Regions from separate parts of the Mus musculus genome. Here region 1 is linked to region 2. Evidence: chromatin loops called from intact Hi-C (ENCODE). Cell type or tissue: gastrocnemius. All regions are shown on one strand. Links, peaks and the distances in the headings refer to the core of each region. The heading gives the core; the rest is flanking DNA. Region 1 holds the start of Gm34833 (a long non-coding RNA gene). Region 2 overlaps Scn3a (sodium channel, voltage-gated, type III, alpha).

The links. Hi-C counts contacts between places; a loop is a spot of excess contacts. Peaks named below come from ENCODE experiments on the same cell type or tissue, not always from the same donor. Only the 100,000 strongest peaks of a DNase experiment are listed, where the experiment ranks them.
Region 1: it touches region 2 in a loop (2.3-fold over the local background); 2 of 42 quality-filtered maps call a loop at or near these places.

The regions. Positions count from the first base shown.
Region 1 is chr2:65,542,720-65,558,567 of GRCm38, reverse strand. All of the region lies in intron 1 of Scn3a (sodium channel, voltage-gated, type III, alpha), which reads left to right. Gm34833 (a long non-coding RNA gene) reads right to left here and starts at 4,797. Exons shown (of 6, transcript XR_003953838.1): 1 at 4,574-4,797; 2 at 2,041-2,712. In gastrocnemius, for the core only: no CTCF peak of the experiment used is centred there; DNase peaks (open chromatin) are centred at 8,622 and 11,007; H3K4me3 peaks cover 248 bases; H3K27ac peaks cover 385 bases.
Region 2 is chr2:65,479,630-65,495,477 of GRCm38, reverse strand. It overlaps Scn3a (sodium channel, voltage-gated, type III, alpha), which reads left to right. Exons shown (of 27, transcript NM_001355167.1): 17 at 82-555; 18 at 11,012-11,132; 19 at 12,281-12,435; 20 at 13,154-13,327. Among named protein-coding and RNA genes, the nearest start is that of Gm34833, 66 kb to the left of the region's middle. In gastrocnemius, for the core only: no CTCF peak of the experiment used is centred there; a DNase peak (open chromatin) is centred at 11,600.

The DNA.
Region 1 (15,848 bases), core at 3,756-11,755, 64 kb before region 2:
CTTCGGCTTGAGAGAAGTTAAAGAGAGCTAAAAAGCCATGACGTTCAAAACCATTTTAAGATGCTAACGACTTGGTGTGTGTTACATAAAGGTATTAGAGATAAATAAGAAAACCAGCAAACAATGCACTTATATCCATTTCTATAGAGGAAACAATGGGAATAAATGAGCTGATATTGATTCCAGATAGGCAACTTCTTATCATTACCTCTGATAGTTGACCTCACCTAAGTGGTACTTATTGAATACTCTGTAAAGCACTGGGTAGTAAGTGTCAGTAAACCTCAACTCACTTGACAGCCTCATTATTCTGTTCTTTATGAAACGCTGTCTTGAGAATGAAGTCTCAAATAATCGAAAAGGAGAGTGTTTATTGACCACATTTTGAAAATCCATCCAGCTCAAAACGAGAAATTTTGATTTCCAATATTTTGAGACTGTGATTCTTGGAAGGTTTAGAAGGAAGTCACGTTCTATAGAAAGACAACAAACCCAAAGCCAAAACTCTTTGTTAAACATAATTTCAAAGAGTGGTGTTTCTGAGAAGGAAGTGTGTTAACCTAATCTCTAAGTAGGTTAATAATTAAATGCATTTTTAAAAAGGCATTCCGTTCTTCAGGTGAGTCAGCTTTTTAGCTCCTTACAGAGACACTTCTTGGTTAACACCTTAGGTGCTTTTCTGTGTCAGTTTGTCACAGTCTTCTCTGGGGTAAAGAGCACTCTCGGCCCTTTAGAGCAGTTTATATCCTGGCCCTTTTCCCTATGAGGTCCTCACCATTCAATACTGCTACTTAACTGGGCTACATGTCCAGCTTCTAATATTCTGTTAATCAAGTCAGTAAGGTGTTCAGTATATAAAGAAGGTCTGCTAAATCTTAGGTTGAGAACCTCTATATTTTGAAGCAGGTAGTTGGTGCTTTTAGGAGAGGTACAAAGAATGTATTACCACATTCAAAGTCCGATTTATGAAGGTCTGTGAGCCAGTACTTGGTTTCATACACTCGGACTAATTGCTTATTTTAAAAGATGTATCTGTCTAATATACGCAAAACAGTTGGATTATCCACAATGGAAATGAGAATAGTAAGTCAGCAAAGTATTAATAATTATGAAACATCAAAGAAGGGCTCCCTTAAAGTATCTGGTGTGGAAAACAAATTTATTGTTAATTTATCCATTCCCCTCTACCAACATGGCAAGAGTTACAAGAATGAAGTTGATTTGGGTGGAGGGAAACATTTCTAGTCAATATCATTTGTACATTTTACAAAGGCAAGGGCAGTGATCAGGAGTCAATAGGAAGTAGCACAACAAATGTAAATCATGATGTAGATATTTATGCAAATTAACAGAGAAAAATCAACATATATCACCAGAATAACCAGGGCTGCTTCTTGTGTGCCTATAAGATACGATTTTACTTTATACTTCAAAGTTGTAACATTGTAATATGCATTTCTTTATATGCACATTAAAGGTGCTGGTGTCAGACCATGTGAGATCAAGCTAATAAGGAAGAGAAAAAATATTTTCGAATAATCAGCACCACATAAGAAAGCTCTCTGGGAAGTTTTATGCACGAAGAAATTATTGCTAACTGTTTTCTTCAATTTCTTCTGATTAAAAACCCTGAACACTAAATATTTAAGTCACAGGAAGGGGCGCTTGATGTGGGAACTTTCTGTACTTTCCCATCAATTTTCTACAAACCTGAAATAGCTCTAAGAAAGAACTTATGAATTTTTAAAATGTGGAATAGGGGTGGTCACTTGAAGAAGCAGTGACTATACAGTCCCATTCAGAATTGGAATTCTGAATCACCCACATTCTCAGCAAGATACCTGGTGCACATAAAATCTCTCCCTTCCCTTCTGCCCCTTTGAGGTTTCCCCTTGTGCATCCTGCCTGCTCCCGTTTGCTTCTTACTTACTGGATTCTTTGTCTTCAGAAGAATGAGGGTACAGAGACCATGCTAATGCCCCTGGCTCTCCTGAGAATGTTGCCACTGTAATTCCTATCTAAGACAAAAATCTCACTTACCTATGGTATAATGGCTCTTCTTGGTCTGCAAAAGACTTGTTCAGTGAGCAGCACTCCTCCTGCCTTCCCATGCCGAGTCCTTCCTGACTGGCTTTCCCACTGCAGTCCATGGCATCATCCACACCTAAATCAGGCCAGGGCACACAGTCTCTTTGCTCTATTTTAGTGCCACTGCCCTCGGCTCAGTGGGAAGAAAAAAAAAGTGCAGACGCTGTTGGTCCTGAATTCAGATCCTTGCAAAGATACACCATTTTTACATTTTCTTTACTATAAAGGCTACCCTCTAAGGAGCTTTAATCAAGTAATTATTAATACGTCATTTAAAAGGGGACAACACTTTAAATAAAAAACCTGTCATTTGTATGGAGATCCTCAGAAAAGGATTTGAGGCGATAATTTCATGTACCGTATTGAATAGCCATAGTGAGGCATTCAATGTCTAGATCTAGGAAGGGCTCACATCTGTATTCCTGAAAGGCTTTCATAGGATCTACAAGCAGATTTAAGCAGAGAGAAAGAGGATCTTTACAAGTGCTTACTTCACTAAAATCTTCCCCCAAATCAGCACACACTCTACTGGGTGTAATCCTCTTGTCTCTGGAAAGTTTTTAAAGCAGGGTTCAATGGCCTTTGTTGAGAACACCAGGTACTGTTAAACCCTCCACTCCGACTCTAAGAAGAGATGAACATTTAGAGCATACCATGCAGTTAAATTTGTAATACCTGATTTTTGAAAAAAAAAAAAAAACACACACCCAGAAATGGTAGGCTTTCCCAGCTTCATTCATGACCTCCTCTCTCCCAATCAGCGCCCATACTCAAACCACCTGTAAATATCTACTTTCCTAAAGACAGGTGTAGCTGTCTCTTTCACCTTTCTCCATGGGATGGTGTAGAAAGATTGACCTTACTTTTTTCTTACTCTTCTCTGGATGTAGACACTAAATACGAGTAATCTTGAGAGTTCACTGTATATCCTAGCAAGGGAGAGCAGAGAATAGTCTAATAGTCTAGAACACAGGTTGCTTGAATTATATAACCTATATATGTTCCATACCTTGTTTTTTTCTCCCTACCTCTCATCTCAGTCTACCCCCGCTCTGTCTCTGTCTCTCTCTCTCTCTCATTGATCACTATTTTAAATCTTGTTTCTGAAAGGCAGGAGTCAGTGGCACATACTCTATGATGTTGCGCTGTCTCCGTATACCACCACTAGGTGACCTGGGTCTATGGTATGAGAACCATCTCCTCTCAGGACATTCTTGTCAGAGAAGGCCTCACCATGCGCTTGGCCTTGGGCTGATGAAGAATCACACAGCACAGAACTCAGAACTTCTCAAATCATCCTGTTCCTCATCCGGGTTTGCCCCTTGCACAGATCTGAAGGAAGTGATCAGTGCCTCCCTGATTGGGAGGAGATAAACCTCCAGCTTCTCTATTTTAAACTTCAAGTGGAAGGAATGGCTGGATCCCTGTAGGGAAGCCAACATCGCCATCTTGAAGTGATACAAGCAAGTTGTACCTCAAGATCCCAGATCTAAAGTTTCCTCAGGTTGCCAAGCAGAAAAGGCAATCGGCTCTCAGAGCTCTGTTGTGAAAACAGTGTGCTGTCATTTCGATTCAGTCGGTAAACAGTCTGTGTTTGCCTGGAAAGAAACTGCCTAAAGCACACAGTACCAGCAAGCAGTAGCAGAAACACTGCTAAGGGCACCTCCCAGGGCTGTCAATATGGCTGATGTTACGGTGGGTGTAGGGATCGAGGACTAGACATTTGTCCATGTTGTTTGCTTTCTATTCACAGTGTTGAATTTATTCCAACACAGAAAGCTTCCCATAATTCTGTTGTACTCAGACGGAAATATAGGGTTTGCTCCAGTGCACGCGCACCAAGAACGTTCGCTTCGGGTAAAGCCAGTTTGTTCACTGGAGTATTTCTTCATACAAAAAAAAACCCGTGCTCTAAGGACAACAATCTGACTAAAGGAAATAGAAAATTGTCAATCCAGAGACCAAGACCCTTTCTTTTAGGACTTCTTAGAACATGGAATTTATTACTTCAGGGAGTAATGCATTTTCAAGAGCACTTAGCCTGTTCCAAGCACTGTTTCAGGATCATGGGATAGATGGCTGCTTGCAGGAGTGTGGTGGAGTTAGGGAAGTCCTCTTTACAAGGCAGCCACTAACCCATGGTAGTATAACAAGGCCCATATGTATACCTTTAAATGTTCTAGATGCTAACACTGAAATGGAAAATGAAAAAAAAAGTCAAAATAATTTGTATAGATGATATGTTTTACTAAAGATTGCATACCCAACATATTAATGTTATTTCAAAATTTGGCACCACAATTTCAGTGCTGAGTTCTTATGTGTGATCGGTGGATTTATATTAGACAGACATTTTCAGAATTCAAATTAGGCAATGGTGTTCAGCAGGCACTTACTCACTGAACAGTTTTCTAGTTATTATAAGTAGTCAGAACCCTTTTAGCCCCCAAAGAATGTGCTAGTAGACAAAGAGGCAGAAACATACCTTTGCAAGGAAACAGAAGATAGAGTTTTAATTACCGCATGAATTCAAACGCAGCGTGAGCGTACTTTGAGAGGCCAGGAGAAAGCAAAGGTGACTTCTGACTCAGAATTGCTGTGCACTGCGCCTTAGGACCCCAAAGTGTGACTTAAACCAAGCAGAATGAGCAGATTTGAACCCCATGCCAGAAACCAGGGGCTTTGTGGGGAATGGAAAGTAGATCACTTTTGCTGGTGACGTAGATGGGTTAAATGTTTCCAGAGAAGTTGGTTATTTTTCCCAACAAAAGGTCATTGGCCTTTGTGGCCTGTAGCCAGTTACAGCCCCACCTTGCTCAAGATTGTTTGCATACCTTAAATATGAGGGCGCTAGTCACATTTATCTTGTATGGTTGTTTTGAGCTTATCAGTGCCTGGTATACAGTAAGTGCTTAAGCAGTGTTCTCTCTCTGAGACATTGTTTCTCTAAGGCATTTTGGAGTGAGATACTTAGAATGAAGCATTCTGTCCTCGGGTTGCTTTATTGTGAAGAGAATCCAGTCCACAGCAGAGTTATAGGTTTATCTTTGGGATACACAGTATTGTAATGCATGTTTGATCTGGACTGAATGCGACTACATAGTGAGAACATACTGTGCTTACAGGGAATGTGGCTTTGTTATTGCCATGAATCCTTTTCCTGTTTTTTTCATCCTAATGGATGGACAAACTACCTTATTTACTTAGCAGACTCTACATCACTGCACACTTTTGTCTTTCTGGTAGCGGTGTTATAAAAATGTCTGCATGCATAGGAAACATGACTTTGAAAATTGTGGTGTGAATTTCCTATTACTAACTCTAAAGGCAAAGCCATGAAATGTTGGTGGAAAAAAAAATCCTTAAATCTTGAGTGATCCAAATAAAATTCATTGAGCTCTTAGTGTTCTGCCCTGTTCCAGGAATGAACGTGGGATGGATGGTAAACAGAGTGATGCCCACAAGAGGGCAAATAATATGGCATAGACCAGCTTCTGTGAGGCATACTAGCTACCGAGCCACCCCGAGAGGCAGCAAATGACTAATCAACATAACAAGTAAGATATGCAGCACAGGCTAAGGGGACCTATCCTTTAAGGAGACAGTTAAGTAGGATTGGGAATTGAGGAGGTAAGCAGGTCTCTTTACTAAGGCAAATTTGGTCAGTACTTGAAGGTGAGCCTTGAGTTTTCCAGCTTCCCAAAGGAGAAGCAGTTTGTGAGTCTTATATACTCCTAGGCATAAAGGGGAGCCGGAAGCTACTTTGCAGGCAACATGAAGCAGGCAACTCAACCCCCCCGCCCCCCCCCGCCCCCCGCAGCTGCTGCAGGATTCTACGGAATGACATGATTCAATTTCTCTTTTCCCAAGATCACTCTGGTTGCTGGGATTAAAATAGGCTGTGTGGCAATCAGGCTGGAGGCAGGGAGACAGAAAGCCATTGGTGGCTTCTGCGAAGCCATCAATCACTTCAAGGCTCCAGGTTCAGTGGAATCGCACTGCATGACATTAAGTGGATAAATGAGACAGAGGAAGCTATGCTTGTCCTTTCTGAGAAGTCATTAAAGTGAGACTCATATTACATACATGCACAGGACGGGGTGTGTGTGTGTCTGTGTGTGTGTGTGTGTGTGTGTGTTTCTAACATTAAACAATAAAAACAAAATATGGCCGACTGTGTTGGTGCACGCCTGTAACTCCAATGCTTGGGAAGATGAAGCAGGAAGATCAAGTGTTCAAGGTCAGCCTCAGCTATGCAAGAAACCAGCCTGGGCTATATGAGATCCTTTTTTTTCAACACAACAAATGCATAGCTCAGCCCACATTTGGCTTTCTTTTTTGTGCAGTTTAATTATAATAACATAGTGGGGTCCTTATTACTCTCTTATCTCTGCTCACCCCCCCCCCCCCCACACACACACACACACACCGTTCCCTCTCTTTGCTTTGTCTCCTTTTTTATACTGATGCTATGAACTAGGCATGGCCATGGTACTTGTGGCTTCTGACCACAAGTGCCAGCACCAGTCATGTGCAAGTGAGAACTGCAGAGCAGACCTCACCCAGCCCAGCTGCAGCAGCAGCCTGGGGGAGGGGCTGGGCAAGTCTCGATTTAACAATAAGCCCTCTAGGTGATTCTGTTGCTGTGTTTCAAGAGCCCTGTTATAAACTAAACTAGAGGAACTAGATGGCTTGAAAGATCCTTTCTAATCTGAAATTTTTTTGATTAGTTCAATAGCCAATACTTATTTTTGATATAAAAATTAAGGGTAGCTCTATAGGAAAAAAAATAGTTTATTCACAAGAAGTGTAGATTCATGCTTAAGATTGAGAAAACGGTTTGTTTTTTGGTTTTGCTTTTCAAGACACGGTTTCTCTGTGTAGCCCTGGCAGTTGTGAAACTCACTCTGGAGACCAGGCTGGCCTTACTCGAGAGCTCTGCCTGCTTCAGCCTCCCGAGTGCTGGGTTTAAAGGTTTGCACCACCCCTGCCCAGCAAGAGTAAATGAAACTTTTAGAGGAATGACTTAAATCAATTTGATTTTTAGTTATTATGTCTTGCTTCTTTGATTAGTGTTATAATGGTGGGAATGATACTTTGTTGTTCACGTTATTGTTTTGATGGAGGTTTGTTTTTTTCATTTGGTTTTGGTTTTATCCTGGATCATGTTCAACAGAAAGTCCAAGTCAGGGAAAATATTTTAAATATGTCCATGATGTACCACAGTTAGGAATCATGGGTTAATTAACTGGTTTTGTTTGTTTGTTTGTTTGTTTTTGTTTTGTTTTTAGAATGTACATTTAGTTGTGAATCTCTTGTGTCCAATGTGTAGAGCAATCCATGGGATTTTATCTAACTCAAATTTTTATTGTAAGTAAACATGGATAGCCATGCAGTGTTCGGTTTGCTGCAAGGAGAATGGTAGGTACAATGAGGGCTGGATATGTGGTTGGTTTCCTAGACTCTGCTCAGTATTTCACAGCAAGCCACCTCAGTCATTTGGCCATTTAAAACCACCTTCATGATAAAAACCTCAAGAATCAAAATTCAACTTTCTAGAAAATTTTAATTCTTTATGTTAGTGATATCAAATTTTTTAAAAAAAATTAGAATTTTGATTAAATATTTCTCAGGCTCTACAGCTGGCATCATTGACCGCTTTTAGGGGAAATTTCCCATCATGCCCTTTGAGCTACCACTTCCTCATTTATGCAATGTGGTTTCTCAGGGAAGTTTCTAGAATGCTGAAGTTTTAATAAAATTGGCTCAAAGGTAGACTCACTGTTTAAGGAGTCTCTCTCGGTTTGACATGCCGCTTCATTCACATGAGAGCAATGTTTATGAACCATTGGATCACTTTCTAAATGAAATTCTCTGTTCTGAACTAATTTTATTCAGTAGCAGACTTACTTGATTAAGCCTTAGATGAGCCTCTGCTAAATTAACTTTGGATGCCTACTGAGGGCATTGCCCATTGTCTCTTAGGATATGTGCTAAGAAAACTTTCACTTTTCCAGTTTAGTTCTTAGAACAAGTTTGTCTCTTTTACGTGAGTTTTGGAAATTTGTATATAACTGCAAATACTTGGAGCCTGTTGTACCCCATCCTACCTCTGGAAATCTCTCTCTCTCTCTCTCTCTCTCTCTCTCTCTCTCTCTCTTCTAAGTAAAAAAAGGAATTATATTTTTAAAGTACCCTAGAGGCTGGAACTCATTGATAAAGAGCACTGACCACTCTTCAAGAGGACCCAGGTTCAATCCTCAGAGCCCACATAGGGGCTCACAACTGGCAGTAACTCTAGTCCTGGGGGGGGGGGGGACCTTGACACTTTTTTCTCCCCTCAGGAGGCATAGCATGCACATAATTATCCAGGCATACATACAGGCAAACCACCCCAAGACACAAAAGAATAAATAAAACAATTTTTAAAAAAATAATAGAATTGGTGATATGGGTCAGCAGATAAAAGCCACAGAGACTGCCTGAGTTCAAGCCAACATCCACATGCTAGGAGTGTGCCGTGTTGGCCTCATTCCAAATGCACACCATTGTGGCCAGCACCCTTTTTTTATGTGCACATGTGCACAAAGTAACTAAAATGATTTTTTTAAAAAAATAAACATTGACTTAATTGATTCCTATATTGAAGTTCATGTGTTTAATTTTATATCCCAGTCTGTAAACCAAGGCTCCCTTTTGAAAATAAGTGAGATAGAAGTCACATTATGATATAATGTAGCCAGGCTTGCTGTGACAGACCTGTAATCTAAACACTCGGAAGACAGAACCCAAATGGCAAGTACAAGGCCAGCCTGAGCTGTATGATGATGTCAAGACAGTCTGATCTGGCTATTGAGTGACACTTTGTCTCCAGATGGAAAACAGAGATGGACATGGCCACATATGTATTATCACAGAGTATCAGGAGCTAGGAGACAGCCTATCTGGAGTGCTGAGTCTGCTTTAGCTACATAAGGAGCTAAAAACAGGGTTAGATGAGACCCTGTCTTTAAAATACTAATTTTTTTTAAAAAGGATGCAAAATACAAATCAGAGTGGGAGGCCACATGTAACAATCACTGCTCTTTTTGGTGGGTACATGAGGTTGTCCTCCCACTTGTAGCCAAAGCCAGCAGATACATTTCCTCCAGTTTGCAAATGCAGCTTCCTAAGAATGGGGAAGAGAGAGACCAGAAGTGAGCCAGAGACTACTGGGCTGGGCTTTAGGGGTGCACTGAGATTCACGTCTTCTTTGTTCACACCCCACCTCACTATGCCCCCGGTGAAGACCTTTCAAAGACTTGAGAAATATGACTAAGTTGATGGTTTGGTTATTTAAAATCACTCTTATTATATGTCAAGCTAGAGGCCAGAGTATTTAAAATCAAATTACCTGTGAGTTGTGAAGTCAAAGAAAGCAATGTTCAGAAACAGTGTGTCTGGGAAGGCGAAAACATTAGCAATTTTTTTGGATGGCTGTAATTTCAGTGTAAAGCTGAAGTCAGGGTATGCACGTTGCTGTCTGGTAGTGTATATTATGCTTCTGACACTTGGACATGATTCCTGAGAAAATCGATTTAAAAGATCACATGTTTCACTTGGGCTCATTTCTGGAGTCCATGTTTGTATAACCCTGTCCGTGGCCTTGGGCCTGTGATGGCAGAGTTCAGCATGTTCAAATTCTGGCGTAAAGGCATGTTCACCTCGTAATGGTCAGAAATAGGGACAGGAAGAGGGAAGAGCAGGCTTCCAATATCTCCTTCAAAGCTATGACTCCAATAACCAAAGCTCCTCCTGGTAGACCTCTCCATGGCCCCATGGGCTAGGGACCAAGTTTTCCATCAGTGGGTCTTTGGTGGACACTCCATATCTAGCCTGTATCACAAGGGTATTGTTGAGAAAAATAATATTTGTGATACTATTAATATTACCAATGCTACTAAAAACTTCCAGCTTTTATGGAAAACTCGATTTACATAAATTCACATATGTGTATATGAGCACACACATATCATTTAACCCCATTCTAAAAAAGCCAAGTTTCAAGATACAGTCCTCATTTGCATATATAAAACTATCAGCTGGCTTGGTGAGGTGACACCAATGTTGTCCTATACCCAGAGAACAGTAGAGCAACTCTGTTGGTACCACAAAGTAAGCAGCTGGAGAGGAAAGTACAGGTCAGGTCACAGAGGCGTTTCCAGTCTTGGCTAAAGTGACTCTAAGTCACTGAGAGACGCTGAGAGGGTTTAATAATATTCTGTGTCTGGTGACAGGATAGAGCAGAAGATTGGTAGCTTTGGAGAGCATTCATCTAGAGACAGAAATTTTAATAGATGTTATGAAATTTTAAAACAAGGATTTAAATTTTTGCCAGAAAGTAGAAAATGGGAATTTCTTAGTAGGCTCTGTGAATGTTGTGAAAGAGAACTCAGGCAGGTAATATTTTAAATGATCAATTTCTGAGAGAAGGCTAGTTACCTTGTTTGGTAGAGTCATGTTCACTGAGTTAGCCTGTGATAAGCCACGACTAATAGAAGGAGAGCAAGATCAGATGGTTATGTTAGGTTTGTACAGTGCTCTGGTTTAAAGTGCTTGTCTAAAAGTTACCTTTAGAAGCCATTAAATATGCTTCGTGTTATCTTAATGTTCAATGAAACAGCTTTTCAGGTGGAGAGAAAATGTGAGAGAAGCTAGAGAAGGGATGGGGATGTCTTAGCTCCCTCTGTGCTCTTTGAGATATTGGAGGAAGAGAAGCAAAGGGGGAGGGAGTACAAGCAGAGAGGAGACAGGGAAGCTGTGGTAGGCAGGCAGAGCCCTTCACCTGCCAGTCTCTAGAAAGACTGAATGAACCAAAGCAGCTGGAAGAGAGAGTCCCACCCGCACCCTAGGATGCTGGCAGTGGTTCCTGGCCCCTGCTTACTAGAGCATGCCAGGGCATGCTGTCTACAAAGATCAAACGGCCAGCTTGGCATCAAGTCTGCTTTCCTGATCAAAAGCCCCAGGTAAACCAAGTCTCCAACCCAGGATCCAGAGACAGACACCACCACACTGCCTGTGGCCAGCGTACTTGGCTAACTTCACTGTGTTCTCTTCTGACACAGATGATGATGAAGCCGGAGAGCTGAAGTCTAGCACACCAGAGTTAGTCAGCAATGACCTATCTGTCAAGGATTCGTGGCAGGATGACTTGCTGGGGGGAAAAAAACCACAGAATCCCTTCAAGGGATATTGTAAGAACAAATGAGATACTCCCCAGACGGGGCCTGGAGCTTTTCCAAACAGAGGTGCTGTGACTCCCAAAGGTACCTAACTACTTTAGAATAAAATTTGTATTTGTGGAAGGCAAACTGAAATTTTTATTGCTAACAAGGACAGCTCTACCCAAACAAAAAGAAGGCAGGAAAGTGTCATTCCTCCCCGGCCCCCATCCGTGTGTTTCTCTAAATAAACAAATGGATAAGGTGTGGCAGGCATGGCCTTGGGGCGAGGAATGATACGGAAAGCCAGAAAAAATTCACCTAGCTACATTTCTTTTTCCTGTAAGAGGAACATTCGTTCTGTGCATTTTATAAATTGCCTAAAATTGTGTTTACTTTCGATTTTATTATATTTATTTGGTAATTGGAGCCAGAGCTCACCTGTCTCTACCGGATAAAGGACATCCACATGGGTGGTTAGTATTTGTTTTGAGCTGGCTTCTGCGCTGGCTAAGTTTTGAACTGACCAGTGAGTACTTGTTTTATTTGGTATATCAGCAGCAACTAACTAGGAAAACTGTCTGAACGGATTGTCATCAGGGAGGATGTTTATTGGACATAACAAGCAGTGCAGAGGTTGTTTGGGTCCAAGAGCTGAGCCGTCCATCAAGAGCCCAGGGGTAAACATGTCTGTGTGATCGGCCACACTCACTGTGTCAGCTCTGCCCTCAAAGTGGCATCCGCTCTGCTTGGAAGCTGGCTGAGACAGTGCTACGGATGCGGATGCGACTGGGATGCAGAAAGGTGCAGGACAGACAGGATGCCTTCCCCAGTCAGTTCCTTTCCAGCCACTGTAAACAGCACTTACAGCCTGCCCCCTGACAAACCGTCCTCGAAGTTCATTGGCCAGAATGGGGTCTCATATCCTTTTCCTTAAGCACTGATTGCAGGAGAGCTTGGAGGATGCACCCAGAGTGGAGAGCACACTGGGGCTCACACAAAACCTACTTCAGTTTGTAAACATTCAGCAAGACATGTCAAGGGCTATTAAAGCCAGTAAGGCTGATTCCTGTATAACAAGGTTGGCTTAATTGTCATTAGTTGGCTCTTGTCTCCTCAGCTTATAAGTGATCTGATAAGGACAAAGTCACAGAGAACATCAGCCTCGGTAAGCTAATTATTAGTTCCTAGATGATTGTTCCAAAGGCAAGTTGAACTTGGGCTTTCTTTCTCTGGAAAATGCCCTCCTCACCATGATACGAGTCAACGGGAAGCAAAAGACAAGAACAAATCCACTTGTTCAACAGGAAATTAGTAAACAGTGCTCACGTGCTGACAATCACTCATCATTGATAGCGAGGGGGCATGAGCAAAAGAAAGAACTGCACTTGGCTTTGGCAATGGCATGGTACCCTGGCCACAGGCTTACTTTCCTAATGGGTTTGTTTAGTCATTCTAATAGAGGTACCAAAGTCCTTGATGAGACACTGAAAGGCACATGATGTGGAAGAGCAAGCCTAGGGCTTTCACTTGATTTTATACAACTCAGAAGTTCCCTGCATATACGGGAACTTGTCTTAGTTACATGCGTGTCTCATTTTTATCATGTATCCATTTACAAATGTGTCTAATGTTTATTATCAGTGCTTTCTGTTTTCAATATTTTCTATGTGAGACCACTGTGCTGTATGCCAGTACAGATTCTACACATACCAAACCCATAGCGAGATGACTACCCATCCTAATTCCATGTCAGCAAATAGGTTTTCAGAATCTGGTCGTTTCAGTCTTAGAAATGTGGCTTTTTGTCTGAACTATCCTGATTTGAATATTGGTTTCTCAGCTTACTGACTTTAAAATTTAGTCAAGGTATATGGTTTACATGAACCTATATTTATCCATCTGTAAAGTAAGAATAAAAATAATATCAATAAAGCAAGACTGCAATCAACATGATACATTTGCCATGTGACTAAGTTTATAGACATAAAGTACTTGTGTGTATCTCAGATATACAAATCATCTAACAGAGTTCTGTTATTATCATGGAATCTCAAAGCCATCTGGCTAGGAAGTTATACCAGCCAGAAGTTATTTCAAAGTTCCTTTTGAAATATTGAAAGTAGTATGTAACTCTGCTTGTGAATATCTAGTAGCTATTGAAACTGTGCCAAATGACCAATGTATATGTTCAATAAAACATCAGGCTGTTTTTCATGATACTAACAGAATCAACGATAAGTATAAAGCAGCCAGTAGTTTTAAATGAGAGTCCTGTTGGGGACAAAAAGGGGAGGGGGGGTAGGTATTACTCAGTGGTCAAGCTCTCTGGCCTTACTTACTACCTATGAGCCCAGATTCCATCCCCAGCAGGCATGCAAATGCGCATGCCTATCTCCCCACCCCCACCTTCACCCCCACACATACTCAAAGGAAGAAGTGAATCCTCTTTTTCAGGTTGAGGAGGATCAGGCTTAGCGGTGGAGGGTTGCGGAGGATGCATAAGGACCACGGGGTAAAATTCTTAGCACAACAAAAACAAGCAGTTTCTTTAGCAGTGGATATTTAATTCGTTCAACTTATCTTTGAGACTCTGCCTTTCCTATAAAAATCTCCTTTGTTGATACCAACAGCACATATTGTCTTGGGCAACGGGTCCAAGTTTTCCTGTTAACTCATTCATCATCAAGTACATGAAAATACATTGTGAAGTTTTTGTGATCTTTTAAGTTCTGGGCATAGAGCAACTTCTCATTCCCAAAGATGGTAAATTTACAGCCTTCTGACATAACAGACCAGAACAAATTGATTTTGTCTCCAGTATGCATTCTCATAAAACAGGAGAGAGAAAGAGAGACAGAGACAGAGAGACAGAGAGAGACAGACAGAGAGAGACAGACAGAGACAGAGAGAGACAGAGAGAGAGACAGAGAGTGAGAGAGAGAGAGAGAGAGAGAGAGAGAGAGAGACTCACATGGAGAGAGGAAGGGATGAGAATATTAACTGGTCATATAGCTAGCAATGACATTTTCCAACTGTCTCTCTGAAAATTTTCATAAGATGAGAAGTCAAGGACCACATGACTAGTGGCGATGTGTGTTTTGCCTTGATAGTTCCACAGCATCTCCCTAATGTTTACTGTGTCATTTTTCTCAGACTCTGATTCATTAACAGTTTAGTAGAGTGTATAGCCATGGTATTGGTTGGTTTCACAAACATTCAGGAGCTTATGATCAAATCCTAGCATGCTGATACAGAAAACAAAGCTGAAAGGCCCAGATTAATTTTTCTTTCGTTTTTATGCACAACTTAGATCTTTAAATTCCAATTGTAAAAATAACTGGATTCAATGCAACATGATAACAGTATTGGAAAAACAAATTCAACTAAAAATGGAATATATAGAAAATTTTGGCCTCAAAGAAACATGTGTGTTTGGCCACAGTCACTTCAGAGGGTGTTGCTTAGCTTTTTCTGGGTCTGTTTCTTATTTTTCTTAAGATGAAGACTTCAGCTAATTGCTGGATCCAATACACGGCCTCTAATTAGCATCTTTGAGGTTTCTGTTCTGATATGTAGATAATCACTCTGACTTCCCCACCTGCCACCCTCCATGTCCCCCTCCTTCAAGACCTGCAGTCATGTCTGCTTTCCAGTCTTTGCCCAATGCTCTTAAAATGATGTCATATGGGGTCTCTTAATCAACATTTTCTCAGCTCCAACAGTTTTTCTGCATCTCAGACACATCTTTTAATTATGTATCAGATGTCCCCCAGGCACCTCCGACTCGGGAGGTGCTGAAGAGAATTTATTATCACGCTTTATGAGCCTCCTCCTCTGCTCTCCTGGGTTATTGTCAGTGTGGCTCACTCCAGGGACCTGGGGATGAGGTGCAGCTCACAGGAAGTCAGCCACAAAGGCCCACTGACATTCCCTGTCCTATAATCGCGCCTGGACTTGGCCATGTTTTTGTTTTTTGGCCTCCTCTCTCTACGGGTCACTGTGTTCACCTTTTAGGTGGATTTTCATATGTAAATGTCACGTTCAGTCCAGGAAGTGTGTGCTGTCCTTGCTGTAATTCTTTCTATTACAGAGTGAGGGGATGTGGAGCTTAGAGAGGATGGCAGCATGTTTGCACGCAACGGAGTGGTCAGAGTCCATTTGTAATTGCAGAATCCATGCCTGCTCACATAGGCTGTGGCCATACTGTCTCCTCCCCCTTTGATAACTGCTTCCTTCTAGAGAGCTGTTGTCAAGGGCATGATGGATGTCTTAAGGACCCTTTAAGGGGAAGGCTGTGAAGCTACTCTGTTTTCATAATCACATCAAGATCCCATTTGCCCTCTCTCGTGAGTTAGCCTTTGCACTGGTCATTCAGTAGTTGCAGGGGTTCAGTGGCTGCGGAGGCAACTGCATTGACCTGAGCTGCCCATGGATTTTACTGCCACATACGGTCAGTAAGAAAAAAATAAAAGTCAGATCACAAAAGAAACCTCCAGTCAAGCAATCAATCACAGTCCTTTCTTAAAAAGCCACATTTTTAATGTTCTATATAGTAAA
Region 2 (15,848 bases), core at 4,834-12,833:
ATCTGTGCTCCGTGTCCACCCACGGACTAGCCTTACCCGAGTGTCAGTTTTAACACGGTCCTTTCACTCTTTTGTTTTTAGGTTCTGAACCTCTTCCTGGCCTTATTGTTGAGTTCCTTTAGTTCAGACAACCTTGCTGCTACGGACGATGATAACGAAATGAACAACCTCCAGATCGCGGTGGGAAGGATGCAAAAGGGGATTGATTATGTGAAAAATAAGATACGGGAGTGCTTCCGAAAAGCGTTTTTTAGAAAGCCGAAAGTGATAGAAATCCACGAAGGGAACAAAATAGACAGCTGCATGTCCAATAACACGGGCGTAGTTGAAATAAGCAAAGAGCTTAACTACCTTAAAGACGGTAACGGAACCACCAGTGGCGTGGGTACTGGAAGCAGTGTGGAGAAATACGTAATTGATGAAAATGACTACATGTCATTCATCAACAACCCCAGCCTCACCGTGACGGTGCCAATTGCCGTGGGAGAGTCTGACTTTGAAAATTTAAACACGGAAGAGTTTAGCAGTGAGTCAGAACTGGAAGAAAGCAAGGAGGTAAGCGTGCTTTTCAGTTCCGGCCACCACTTTTTGCATTATCTACACAGTATGGCTACTCTGTATTGTTTTTTGCCTGTAGGTGCTTAATCAACAGAAAGTAATGGGTTGGGTGTGTAGCTCAAGGGTAGGATTCTTAGCATGCATGACGTCCTTTAGTACCCAACACCACACCCAAAAGCAACTTAATATCGTATGATAATGTTGGAACATCATGAGAAATGGGTAAGTTCGTTTAATTATAACTTTCCATGGGAAATCACAACTTGAGCGATTAACATGTTCATTTTCTTGATAACTTGAAAGCCTGATTTAATATGCAATCCTAAACAAAAGAGATACTATTTAACACATTTTTTCCCTCACTAGTTATTTGTTTTAGAAAACTCAATGAACTATATTTTAATGGTGGTATGCCATCACTGTGAAAAATTTACATAGTCTTTATTCACATTTAAGTGTTTTATTTACCATTTTGTTTACTAGGAAGGGTCAAGCCATACTGATATTTTTCCTATTAAAGATGAGCAAACCTATGACATTTTCTATATTACCTTAAAAATACTGAAGAGTAACATTTGATGATTATAGTGGATCTACAGATGGGAAATTTTCCCTCTTATGAGTAGTTGATCGAATGAAAAGAGAAAATTTTCATATGCTATGATTTGAGCTCATTTGGGTCTAATGACAATAGCTTAGTGGCATTACTTCAATATTTTATTATTATTTATTTATGGCCTTTGGATGTAACAGCTGGAGGTTAATCTAGCACAGATGGTGTTATAAAAGATCTCTAGCTGGAGGGAATACCATCAACACCCTAGGAATCAGACCAATGATGTTTGATTCTATGGATTCTCTTGGAGCTTTTGAAAACCAGTTACACCAAGATAATTTGCTCTAGAAATCCTTATTAGAAGTTTATGGCATCACAACTCACAGTGGTCCCATTCTTTTCATATTTTAGAATATGTTTTAAAACTAAAAAACATATAAACAAAATGAGGTAGCAATGTTTATTTTCACAGTTGCACACTAATTGTGCATAGCACATCTAATTCACGTTGCTCATCCTAGTAGCTAAGACTCAATTCTGGCTTTATTTTCTATCACCTGGCGTAGAATTGACTTACAAAGGAACCCTAGAGGACTAGCAGGCATTCACTGATTACTTTGTCCAATTCGGTCAAAGACAGTCTTTATCAAGTGGTTCCCAACAAACTCATAAAGTCATTAAAACTCTATTTAATTGATCTTACAGGCCGGTGTTAAATTCTTAGGCATTTAAGAATGGGAAGGGAGGTTAAATGACAGAAAATTGCAATAGGCCTCATATTTGGGTCACATCGTTAAAAAGTGGAAAGATACTGTTCTCCAAAGGAGAGCCAGGGTTGATAATGAGCTCCTGTTACTCAGGCGAGTGGAGAGCAGGAGACAGGGCAAAGGATGTGCCGGTGTGTCTGGAAGCTCCAGACTGCAGCCTTGCAGAGTAACTCAGAGCTTGGAATTGTCTGCATGGTCACGAAGGAGTGCTCTGAAACAGAAGCAACTAGAAAGGGGTATCCTAGGAACATCTGTTATTAAAGAGTAAAGGACGTTAGACTGAGAGATAATGGAGATTAACTTACACACTGTTATAGCAATGAGATGGTGAAATTCTGGGCCAAAATAATAGAGAACCAAGAGTAATTGGCAATTTAACAGACCTCAAGAATCTGAGGAATCAGAAAGTGGCAATTCCACTGTCTGATAAGGGCTTCTGAGGAAGGTCACCAGGTTTGTATGGAAAGAATTCGATTTGAGCTTTAAGTTTTGCACATCATATCCATAGATTCTGCATACCAGGGTTCAGTCTAACTCTGATCAAAAAGATCACAGAAAAACCATGTCTACTGAATAGATACATACTGTTTTCTTATTGTTCCCTAAAAGAATGAAGGGTAATAATTATTTACATTGTATTTTGTACTATAGATAGTCTAGATATGAGAGTATTGTGTAGGTTAATGCATGTACTACAAATAGTAGGCCAGTTTATACACAGGACTTGTGCATCTGTTGGTTTGGATTTTTGCAGAGTCCTAAACTGACCCCCTATGGATAACAAGGGATGGTTGGGTTGAAGGTAACAGTGTTGGTCAGAGTCGGAGTTCAGAGCAAAAATTAGACCAAATAATGGAAGACTTAAAATTATCTGGGTCCCTGAAAATAGGAGAGGTCAAAATATAATTATAAGGCAAAAATAGGGTAAAGCCAAGGACAGAATTGTCTGACTAGTGTAAGGTCAAGAAAAGACAGAAAAGCCAAAGCTAAATAAAGGAACTTCTATTGCATTAATAACAGAGAGTGATGACAGTGGGCTGGTGAAGAATACCTCCATGTGTTTCTGTTGAAAAAAAAATGCTTTTAATATATTTGAAAGCCACCTTAAGATCCACAGATATTTCTTTTGAATGGCTTAAACATCATACACTTGGAATATTAAAATGTAATTCATCATTCATTGTCAATTTTTGGAAAACATTTGTTTCCCCAACAAAAATTTATTATTGGGCAATTTCTATAATTCTATACCCTTTCAGTCCAATTTTGAGTAGATAAGGTCCAATTACATTAATGACATTTTTAATATATAAATGTTAGTAGGAACATCATACACACACACTTGGTTAGGTTTTGAAATGCTCATAAAAAGCAATATTAAATATTGCTTTGCTGCGGAGCTAGTGAGATGCCCCAGAGATTCAAAGCACCTGCTGCTCTTGCAGAAGACCTAGGCTTGTTTCCCAGCATCCACGTGATAGGTAGCATCTGTCTGTAACTCCAGTTACAAGGGATTTGACACCGCTCTGGACTCCAAAGGCACTGCATGGTTCACATCTATAAGTACAGGAAAAACACTCAGATGCAGAATATAATTTTTTTAATTATATTGTTATGAAGATTGGTGGTAGGGAAGTGAGAGAGGATCTGAGGTAAGGGAAGGAATAGGGTCAAAGTTCAATGTATTACATTCTCAAAGAATAATCAAAACATTATTATGTATGTTTCTCAATATCACGTTCTGCTTCATAAATGATAAATTTTTCATTTATTCAACATTAAGTTTATGTGGATGACATATTTAAGTTAGTACCACAAAAACCTATCCAAAAGCAACAGGAAAATTCTCATATATGCTCAGAAACATCACATAACATAGAACTTTAAAAAATAATAGCAAATATTGGTATACTCTAACATTACAGGACAGATTTAGCTAAATTCCACCTAAGTATACTTCACATATGCACCACCTTGCACAGGCACACACACACACACACACACGTGATACTTTCATTTGTTTTTTGCTAGTTTCTGGACCACAGCTGAAGTAAAGCATTGAGTTCTACTTTGGAGAGCATGTGATAGCCCTTGGTTTTGCTCACAGAGTAAGCAACCAGTAGGCTGAACACAACAGAGTTTTATTACATTTATCCTTAAAACTAAAAAAAATTCTAAATTGCATACATTTTCTTCCTTTACATTAGGTAGTAAACCAATCAGCTTAGATGGTTTGAAAACCTGAACTACTCAAGTATTTCCACTCATTTCTGTAATAAAATATGACTAGCAACCGATGCCAGGGATAAACAATTCCTGATACAGGTATAAACTCTAGTATTTTATGCATTATCTAATGTGTATTTCATAAATGCCTTCATTATGTGTGTATGTATATACCACTTATATAAACAGGCTGATATGGAAACAAACTCAAAGCTTTGCATGAAAGAATTGAAGACACGAATTTCAAAATACTTATATTTCTAATTTAGGGAAACTCGAATTTCTGCAAATAGTGAAGCATTCTCTAATGTACCATTCTGGTTTTTATGGTTTCAATGTTCACATAATCATAACTATAGATCTTTCTAATTTAATGTTTAAAGGATTACTGACTTATCTTCCCAAAGGAAAGATTTAGGAGAAATGCTTTCAATGACCATGTTCTTAGCTGAATTCCAAATTCAATCTAGCAATAGCCTACCATGACCTTCACTTCTGACCATTCTTACTTCTCACAGGGTGAGACCAAGCTGGCGCCATCAAGAATGCCACTCTGGTGTCTTTTAAGCAGCCACAGGCTCGAGCCACCACTTTTACCCAGGTTACCCAAGCAAGTTGTGCTAATACAGTCACGTCCTAAATGAATTTTGACTGGCCTGCATGCTCTGCAGCTACATTCCTTCCCCTGCCGTGGCAAGGAAGTGCGAGGCTGGCCCAGCTGTTCTCTGCTGAAGCGTGTGACACATCACAGCATGGTCAGGCGACATGGGCAGTCCCAACATCATGTTTAATTCTGCTGATGGGCTTTCCACTTTAGTCTTTTAGTTTTCAAAACAGAAATAATTGCATGCCCGATGAGATTTACCACAATATAAATTTTAAACATACCAGCAATTCGATATAATCAGAGACTTATGAGAGCATGCACATTTTTAATTTCTGTTTTTATTTCATTAAAATAAGACCACAGCTTTTTTTTTGTTATTGATGATTCAGCCCTTATATGTAAACTGTGCCACCAAAATAAGCTTCAAGAGATTTGTGTGTATGTGCGTGTGTGTGTGTGTGTGTGTGTGTGTGTGTGTGTGTGTGTGTGTGTAAGAGAGAGAGGGAGATAATACTGCCATTTTTAAGTCATTATATTCAGATCAATGAATATCACTTTCTAATGAAAAATTCCCGTGCTCCAGATGGAAATGTTTGCTTTCATGCTTTCAGAAAGGCTCTGTTAAAAGCAACAGGAGAGTAGTGAGATCTTGATAAAGCCAGATATTTGTCTGAATGTGCATCTGAGCACCAGGTATCTTTGAAGAGTTTGGAAAATTTTTTTCAGTCAAGTGTCTGATAGAAACACGGTGGTCATCCTAAAGCAAAGCAAAGGAAGGCTCCATGCTGTAAGCATGTCCCATGTGACACACAAGGCACACTAAATCATTGCTCTAACATACTTGTTTGTTTTTTGTTTGATGTTAATCGTTTTTGACTTGGTGTTTTCCCTGTGTACATTAATCTTACCCTAAATGTTCTACCTTAGACTGAGTGTGCAAAAAAAATGACACTTGGAACATTTATGGGTTTTGATGGTTGGTTATAGCTTTCTGAGGAGCAGAGTCATCTCCTGCAAATACTGTGATAGTCTGGGTTAGCTGAGTCTTTACTCTGTAGACTTGACTGTCTCCTGTTGGTGGTGTTGCTTACTGATTTCTGCCAAAGTGAAAGTTTTAGAGGGAAAACTAACCAGAAATCAAACATTGCTAAATGTTGGACTTTTGATGGGCTAAAATCTACTTTAAGCTTACAATTGTCTGTGAGTTTAATTTATACATCCATTCTCCTATGGAAGCATTGAGACTTAATTGTTGAGTCCTACCAATACAAAAGTATTTTTTAATGAAAAGTGGAAAAACACTGTTGCTGTTGATTTAGCTGAACAGAATGAGTGTTGGGAAGTTGTAGGTCTCATCATGTTCCTTGCAGGAAGACTCATTTCTGAAGCTTTTGTGAAAAATTTTAAAGAACAGGCATTTGACTGAGTTCTTGAGCCTCCAGCCTACTGGAAAAAGCACTGTGTTGTTTTCAGACATTGATAAACGATGGAAAATGACTTTAGCTTTTGATTTCTTGACTTGTCTTTCAAATAACATTTCAAGAGGCAGAGATGGGTATGTAAATAGCCACTTTAACCCATCTCCATCTTTAAAAAACTGTCTTGGTGTTCTTCTGTGGAGGAAACCCCAATTATGTCTGGTTCTGATGGAAATGTTTATCTCCCGTTTCAGGATAAGTGGTCTTTCTCTCCTGCTTTCTTAATGCCCTTTGCCTTACTCTTCACCTACAATGTAATTACTTTCCATTTACATACCATGCTTTTATGAATATGGCTATTTTTACATAAAAGGAGCACTGAGGGTATTGCACATTTAACATATGTCAAGGAGAAACCAGATGGTGGCAGTTTATATTTTTTAACCACTCAGTAAGTGGTTGGAAAGTGAGTTATTGGTTTTAGTCACTTCTTGCCTTGGACAAGCAACAAATGGCCTCAGTATATGGCTGTTTGTTGTTCATATAAAATGTTTTAAACCAGGATATGAATTTTCATATCCAAGTTATCTCACCAAGGTCCTAAAAAGACTTTCTTTGTCTACCTGTGTGACAAAATCGAGAATTCTTGAGAGTAATGGCTCGATTTTTGAGGCAATCTGTAATGGCTGAATCTTTTATTTTGTCTCTTGAACCATACAGCAGTTTGTAAGAGTCAAACAATGTGAGCACTGATTGAAAAAACGAATGAAATGTGAGCGCATTTCAGTGGAAGTAGGCCAGTTGCTAACATTCTCTTCCATCTCTGAAAGTTAAATTCTATTATTTAATTGGACAAAACTTCAAGAGCACTATTCAGAGGACGGGCTCTATCAGGTCACGTGATCTGGGGAGGAAAACGGTCCTCTTGGCCTGTTTGGTTGCTAATTCTGTCCTTCCTCTTTTGAGATAACCCATTCCTCTGGGTGAGTGGTAGTTGTAGTTGACCTGGAAAGCATAGTAATCAAGTACCATGTTTGAGAGCATGGTTCTTGGATCAGTGAGCGCTTCCACAGCACTGCGCCAGGCTTCTGCTATAGCCAGGCATGTTTTCTGCGGCTGAGTTCGGCCTGGAGAATGTTGCATCTTAAATCCTGCTTCCAGCGTGCATTCATAGAGCCTGAATCATCATCCTTTTGTAGACTCAGTAGTCTCTACAAGGGATGGAAGACTCTAACTTTTAAGGGCCATGTAATATTGAACAGGTTAAGGAGAAAATAGTACAAGGAAGCAAGACTGAACTTGTACTATGTGGAGGACTTCTGCTGTTATGCCTACATTTCCAGATATGTTTATTTGTTCTAACTACCTTGGAACAAGTATTAACTTTGGCTACTTAGTGTATTTATGTAATTTAATATGGTAAATTTCATTTCTGGTTTCTTTGCTCTTTTGATATCATTGTAGTATCACAACTCTGGCAATATAAATGAAAGTAAGTTTTTCCTTTGTATATATATATCATCAGTCACTGCTTTTAAATAAGTCATATGCTTTTCAATTAATCTGATAGTCGTTTTGGCATAGTGATAAGAATTTTACCCTTTGTTAGAGTATGAATTTCATAATGTTTAGTAAGTAGTCATTTATAACAATGTATAGAATTAGTATAAACTGTTCTTATACCAATGTCTAGAATGTAAGTGCTTATTTTTCTAGAAAGTAAAATAGTGATTTGAAAATGCAGATATGAATTTCTTCATGTGCTCAGTGACTCGAGAATACCAGGTAGTATATTGAACAGTTTATGTCACTTAATCTGAACTCAACTCATGGGTTCATTTACTAATGTAAGTAAAATGGCTACCTTTGATGTCTTCACATAGTTTAAACAAGATTTTCGTAGTTTCACAGAATAAAATATTTTCTATGACCAAAATATGGCCCGAGGGTTTCAAACAGTGTTGTGCCCTTGCTCACCACAGAAGGACTAGAGCTCTGGCTCGTGGAAGCTCACTCTAAACCCTCAGAGAGTAGAAGCCTCCTGTAAAACACTTATGAGACAGAAACTAGTATACCATCTTTCAGTTTTTGGTTCATGAAAGTCCTAAGGACTTATAAGAAGCCCTCTGTACATTCTTTGGGAAACTTTCCAGGGCTGAAGCTAAAAATGCTTAATAACCAGGAAATCTCTTGGATGGCTACAAAACAGCTCTCAATATAAGCAGGTTCTGCTCTTTAGACAAGACTAGAAAGAAGACAAGATCCTTTCCCCACATATTTTTAAGACATGCTGAATATCAGAGCACTGGGCATATGGGGGGGGGGGTAGAAAAGTTTTCTCCCTAAGATACATAGCATTATCTCCAGAGCCAACTGGATATGGGCATTATGATATACAAATGTATTAGCTATAGCTGTACATGTATCATTTTAAGTCAACACATTAGCAAAATTACATCTAGTAGTCCACACTGGGCAAGCTAGTCATCCAGGTTAGTAGCTAGTATTAATTGTACTATGTTAAATAAATTATAGTATGTTAAATAAGTGTCTGTATTTAAGTATAAGACATCAGTGTAGCATTGATAAGATAAATTTGATTGAACACTAAACGTAATGCCATTGGTTAATGGGAAGTGAAGGGTAAGTATATTTTTAAAAAATATTCACATGAGAAAGCATACATGCATATATATTTATATAATAGTAATAGCATTCCCCCCTCAATATTCTTTATTGAATGCCTGGTATTATAGAAAAATATTTGGAAGTATATGTTTCTAATATTCATTGAAAACATTTTCTAATATTGCTAGACTTTATTCAAATCAATGTATTCACATAATTTATCAAAAAGTAGAGATAAAGTGATCTAAACATTGTAATTCTCATCTATTCACTCTTCATAAAAGCAACATGAAGATTATATCTATTCCCTACTTGCTTATATAATTGACATTTTCATACATAATATGTATGTGTACTGTGTACTTGGTATGTATGTGCAAGTATATGTTTGTAGACATATACATGTATATCTGTTCACTCTTCTATATAAAAACATGCACACACATGTATAGATGAGCATATTTGGCCAAAGGCAAAAGTGTAGCAAGCTAAATGAACCATGACATTTAACTGAGGCAGTCATGTAAGACAGAATTTATGGAGAAGGTAGATCATGACCATGCTCAAAAGACATTATTGAGCATAGCTGGCCAAGAGGGTGACGATGCATATGAGCCTCTTTTATGACTCATCTCTGAATACTTTTGTTTCTTATCAGTGCTCTTTATGCAGTGGCATGATTGTGCCCACTCATCAAAAGCCATAGCATTCACCCCACCAGCCACTGGTGAAGCTGAGTGCTGGTTCCAATTACCCAGTATGCCCTGAGTTACAACAGAAGCTGCTATCACTATACTCAGTCGCAGCTTTCCTGGGCTTTTCCTTCTTTAAGAATAGAAGTATCCTGGCTGAGAGAACCCAAAAAGCTTGGGAGGAGAAAGTCTGTTTCAGCTTCCCACATTTCCCAACGTAAAGGGATTTGAGGTAAAAATTTGTGTTGTATGACAATTCTAAGACCCATCAACTCAAAATGATCAAATAGCTCCACTCTCCAGCATCTATTCACTAGAAGGGATGATATATTAAACATATATTAATACATATTACTTTTATATTTTATTAAATATTTAGTCTGGCATAGTTAACTCAAAATAAAAACACAAGAAGCAATCACTATCCTAAAATTACTCTTTGATTTTAGTTCACGTTTCAAAAATATTAAGAACATATCGGCCTTGAGATTTAAGATAAGTCAGGAATTACGAGCCAGATTCCTCCGAATAGAACTTCTGTTTAGGGAAGCATTTAGGTCCATTTAGATTAGTATATTCACTCTTTCCAAAAGCCAGAACAGTGTGACCCAGACACTGGGCTGCTGAAATCAGTGGAGCTTTGAAGCCATTGGTCTGTCTGTGAGATGTTCTTCCACCTAAAAGCTTTACATTCCCTAAGCCTTGCTGCCTGTCATGTTTTTTGCCTCAGTTTCCATAAAACACTGCACATCTGTGGTATGTTCCCACATGACCCTAGAAAATTTATCAGATATTTATCCTGGCAACATTAAGGTGGCTATTCTTGCCGTGGACCGTGTCACAATGATTTATTTAAAGGAAAACTTCGCAGCCTGCTCATGCGTTGCACTCGGAATAAGCTCCTAATAAAGATTCCAGACAATGTCATTTATGGAGAAATTTCCATTTCATTTAGAATTCTTTGCAAGGGTTGAATTCATTTATGATGTTCAAAAAAGAATGAGAGGGGGTGATCCATCATTTTCTTCTAGTAAAGTAAGGAGAAAATTATGTAAGCTAGAGAAAAATATAGCTCAAAGCTGAGCCATAATGAGTGTGATTGATGTTAACCTGTAGCCCTGCCTTGCTAAAATTACAGAAACACGGACAGTACTTAGAAGCAACTGATGGTGTTCCTGGCCCTCTGAAAAATTCCATCTGAAGGGGTGGAAGTTGTGATCTGATTTGATGCATTTAATTAAAATAATTAGTAGATGAGAGCATCCTGAACTTTATGAGACCCTTCTTGATGTGGCTGTAGCATTCGTAGTTGTTTGCACATGGCCTTCATGTGCAAATGAAGATTCTAAAGTAAGGTTGTCTGTCTTTCCAGGTATCCACACTAACTCCTGTCCTTCTGTCTAAAGAGTAGACCTTGCTCATGTTTCTTGTGTATCACCACCAGTAGAATTAAAGGTGTCACTTTTAGTGCCATTTTTTCCCACACATATGACAGAGTGTTTCCTGATCACTTGAGTAAAGGAGGAGAGTCACATCTTTGACATGGGCTTTGTTTCCAGAAATTAAATGCAACCAGCTCTTCTGAAGGAAGCACAGTTGACGTTGCTCCGCCCCGAGAAGGTGAACAAGCTGAAATTGAACCTGAGGAGGACCTTAAGCCAGAAGCTTGCTTTACTGAAGGTAAAGAAATTAACTTGCTGAAATGCTTCATCCCTACAGAATCTGAATAAGCCTCATTTAAAAGACACATATAAAAAAAATGGCAAGGGCATGTTTATTTTGTTTGCCCTGTTCCATCCACTCTATATGTCTTAAGTTGCTTCAGATCTTAAAAATTCCAGATTAGACTACAGACGAGCCTGTGTCTGGACCAATGAGAAAGTATGCTAAGCGCATATGTTGTTTTTGTTGTTTCTTCTGTTTTTCTCTGGTTGTCCTTATCCTCCAGACTGTAATAGCATTTGAAATGCACATCATTCTGGACTGTCACACCATTGACATGACAGTCCCTTCAAAATGCACAGGAGTCGGGTAACTGGACTTATACAAGCTACAGTAATTATACTCACTCCTCCTAGTTCCAAATTTGTCTAATTTGTGCTCTGACCAGAGCTGTTTGGAAATGATGTTGTGTTATAGAGTGTTGGCACGCTGCCATGTGGTTCTCCTTGTGGCGAGCTCATCTCGTAATAAAGATTTATTGATTTGTTGCGATGGGGTTTGATGCGACAAGTAGTAGCTGAGAGAGAGCAACAGATTGGACAGAAATTGGAAATCATAAGTTGTCTAGGAGGCAGAGAAGAAGAGAGCAGAATAAGAGGCACGGACTGCAACATGAGTCATAGGTGTGACTAAGAAAAGAAGCAAGGCTAAATATAAATTAGCTTGAGAAGACTGACAGTGGCTGACACCTAGGGAGGCAGTGGGGTTTTCTATGCTTGAAAAGAAGGGAGTGAGTACCCAGGGTCACATGGGAATATGCATAAACAACTTGAATATCTGGCTTTGCTCCCAAACCAGTGTGATGAAATAGGACTCTATTTTCCTCAGTAGCCTCAAGGCAAAGTGATTCTAACCTGTATTGAAAAATATAAACCATTTTTTTTTACTCAAACAAATGTATGGAAATTCCATAAATTCTAAATCTATAAATTTAAGTATGATTCATTATATAGGAGAGTGTTGAAACAAAACTGGTCAGGAAAGCAGCCAGCTACCTATAAAATGAGCTAGAGTTGGGGTAAGGAAGAAGTAAAAATGTTATTTTTTTTCATATTAATGATCAAAGTCTATTTCCCTAATTTATTTTATTAATATTGCCTTTTTAGGATGCATTAAAAAATTTCCCTTCTGCCAAGTAAGTACGGAAGAAGGTAAAGGAAAAATCTGGTGGAATCTTAGGAAGACCTGCTATAGCATTGTGGAACACAACTGGTTTGAGACGTTCATTGTGTTCATGATTCTCCTCAGTAGTGGTGCTTTGGTAAGTGATTGTGCATTGGCACGAACCAAGCTCTGCTGAGGTAGCCAACTCCCTGGTGATACTACAAGTGCCCACTCAGTTTAGAAATCAAAACAATAGGTGTATCTGTGTCATGCAGAGCTGAGAACTCTGTAAAATTGTGTTCAAAACAAGTCAGAACCATGAAACTGACAGAAGGGATTTCACATCTGCTGTTTGCCCACCAGATGTTTTGCTCGCTGATCTACCATTTGCAGACACATTGCCCTGGCTCTGGTAGCATCCCAGCCAAATGTCGGCCAATCTGCCTTAATAACTGTATTTATGGATTATCTGTGAATCTTGCTTTCTTTACGTACAATGAAATTATCCTTTAATAATAAGTGATGGAATCACAGAAGATATTGTTGGAAGAAGCAAGTTCTATCTCTTATGAACTAGATGTCTTTAGTTCATCTTCCATGAATGGAAGCATGCTTTTGGCAGTGATTGAGGTAGCTGCTTTTGGGTGAGAAGTAAAGATAACAACATATATAAAATCAATATAGATGCCAACATTCCTGTGCCAATATTCCCTAGCTAGCTTTGGTCTTTAGCTTCTGCCTGATGGAAAAATATTTGAGTGATTTAAGCCAATACTCCTTTAAGTGTTTCTTGGTTCTCATATGACACTAGAAATATTTGTAAATGTTTTGGGAAGGCAGATCATTAAAGTAAATAAAGTTTTCTTGATTCACAGGCCTTTGAAGATATATACATTGAGCAACGGAAGACCATCAAAACCATGCTGGAGTATGCTGACAAAGTCTTCACTTACATCTTCATCCTGGAAATGCTCCTCAAATGGGTGGCCTATGGATTTCAAACCTATTTCACCAATGCCTGGTGCTGGTTGGACTTCTTGATTGTTGATGTGAGTATAAGAGGTGATTTCTAGGAATTGATAAGAATGAGTTTTCATATACTCCTGTGATTGAGACCTTAGCACCGAGCACCTTTATTCATTCGTGCTGATGTAACAATGGAGATTAAAATAAAACAATGAAACAAACAACAGCAACAAAGCCTGCAGTAAAGTCCACAGGAACTCCTAGCTCTCATGCAACCTGGAAAGGATAAAACATTTGAAATGTAAATGAAGAAAATATCCAATCCCCCCCCCCCCCCAAAAAAAAGAAAAGAAAAGAAAAATCAAGAGGGCAATATGCAGAATGCAGAGGGAAAGGGGACAAAGAAGAAGCTGCAGAGAGAGCAGAAGGAGGAGGCAGGCTCCTCCTTACCATGGGACAGACCAGGTCTTTTCTTAATAGCAAAGCAGGCTTAGTCTTAGTAATGAGAACAAAGCTTTCTTCTTACAGATTTGGTTTTAATACATTTAGCAATAAAAGAGTAGAAGGTTTTTCTTTCTCTATGCAATAAAGATTGGAGCTCATTTTTCAAAAGAAAAGAAGAGAAAAAAAGGAAAGGAAAGGAAAGGAAAGGAAAGGAAAGGAAAGGAAAGGAAAGGAAAGGAAAAAAGAAAAAAAGAGGAAGTGTCCCAAATGTAGAAGTGGTAAGAGAAAACCCACAGAGGCAGCTCTGTACCACAGGCAGACATTTGAGGTTTTATCACACGTAAACAAGCCTATTTGCTGATGGAGTAGATCTAAGCACGTAGCTTATTAACTGATCATTTAAAAATCTTCAGGAGAGTCAGTCATGATTGATTGGGGGCCAGGAATTTTGAGAATTTTCACTTTAAGTCCCAAGTAAATTACTTGTGAGTAAATAATAATAATTGACTTGTTTTCTGTATTCCTTCAGTCACATGTCTGTAGAGACAATAACATACTTCTCTATTTTATAATAAGTAGTTGGGAATCCTTATAGCTAGTGAGATATCTACCAAGGCAAAGAATAAGACAAAGGTCTGCTTGGCCTGACCTGAGGCGAGTGGAAAGAGGAGAATTGGGAACATGGGATCTGTCTGGCTTTGGGACTATTTTGTCTTTTTAATCTAAATAATAGAGACACCTAGGGATATAACGGTCAGCTGGTGCCCTGTAGTCTAAGATGTCTCGCTGTACAAGGCCACACAGTCTCCCAAAAGAAACAAGGCTCCCCATGCCCTGCCTTCTGGGCAATCAAAAAGCACTCCACTTTCAGCTGTAACATTTGAATATGAAGCAGCGATGCTGTATATGCTTGTCCACTCATTTCAGCCTAGGTCCGTCCAACTACCACTGCCCTTCTCACCTACATTTACTTGTTGTTCTACCGCCAAAATGTGTTCACCTGAGTTCACCACCAGTCTGCTAAATTTCATTCAATACCCCATAAATGACTTCCAATCTTCATGCATAATAGAGATTACTCGAAGGTGGTCCTGAAAAAGCTCTTCATAAAGGACAGTTGAATGTTCTGCAGTCTGAGCTGGAATGGATCTTTAAAGATGGCCTTCAGCCGGGCGTGGTGGCGCATGCCTTTAATCCTAGCACTTGGGAGGCAGAGGCAGGCTGATTTCTGAGTTCGAGGCCAGCCTGGTCTACAGAGTGAGTTCCAGGACAGCCAGGGCTACACAGAGAAACCCTGTCTCGAAAAACCTAAAAAAAAAAAAAAACAAAAAACAAAAAACAAAGATGGCCTTCACTGTAATCTAGATATTTGGAAACTGAAGTTTAAATAATTTTTTTGACATAACTACTAATCACAAAGTTGAAACTTGTTTGCAAATTCCTTGATTTTAAACTAGACTGCCTTTTTTTCCCTTCTGTAGTCTCTGTCTAACTGCTCATATTTTATTTTAGTTATGTATGACAACAATTTACTAGTGAGGTAACCTCAAAAGCTTTACATATATATTATATTTATATAATATATAATACATGTATTATATTTTAATTATGTTAAATAAATATTGATATTTTCTAGTGAATAATATTTAAAGAAGCATCCAATTATGCCAAAATTATTTGTCTTTTAGTGAGTAACAAAATTACCAGACTGCTACTGATTAGGGGCAAGTTGTTTTATATTAGATTTTCAGCTTCTAACCCCAAACAAGATCTGAAATATATAAATTCATGTTAGCAGATGATAACAAGTTAACTTCAAAGAACTGGATCGACTGAGTTAAGTTACAGTATACACTAGATTGATATCATTTTTCAAAGTACAAAATATATCTTTTTATTTTCCATTATTTTTCTTTTTATGAGTACCTTGGTAGCATATATGTCTGTGTACCACATGCATGCCAGGTACCAACCCAGTCCAGAAAAAGAAACCAGATCCACTGGAACTAGAGTTAGAGATGGTTATAAGCTATCATGTAGATGCTAGGCATCGACCCCAGCTCCTCTGGAAGAGTAGTTACTGCTCTTAAACTCTGAGCCATATCTCCAAACTCTCAATAAAATACCTTAAAAGCAAATTGCTGACCCTGCACCAAACTG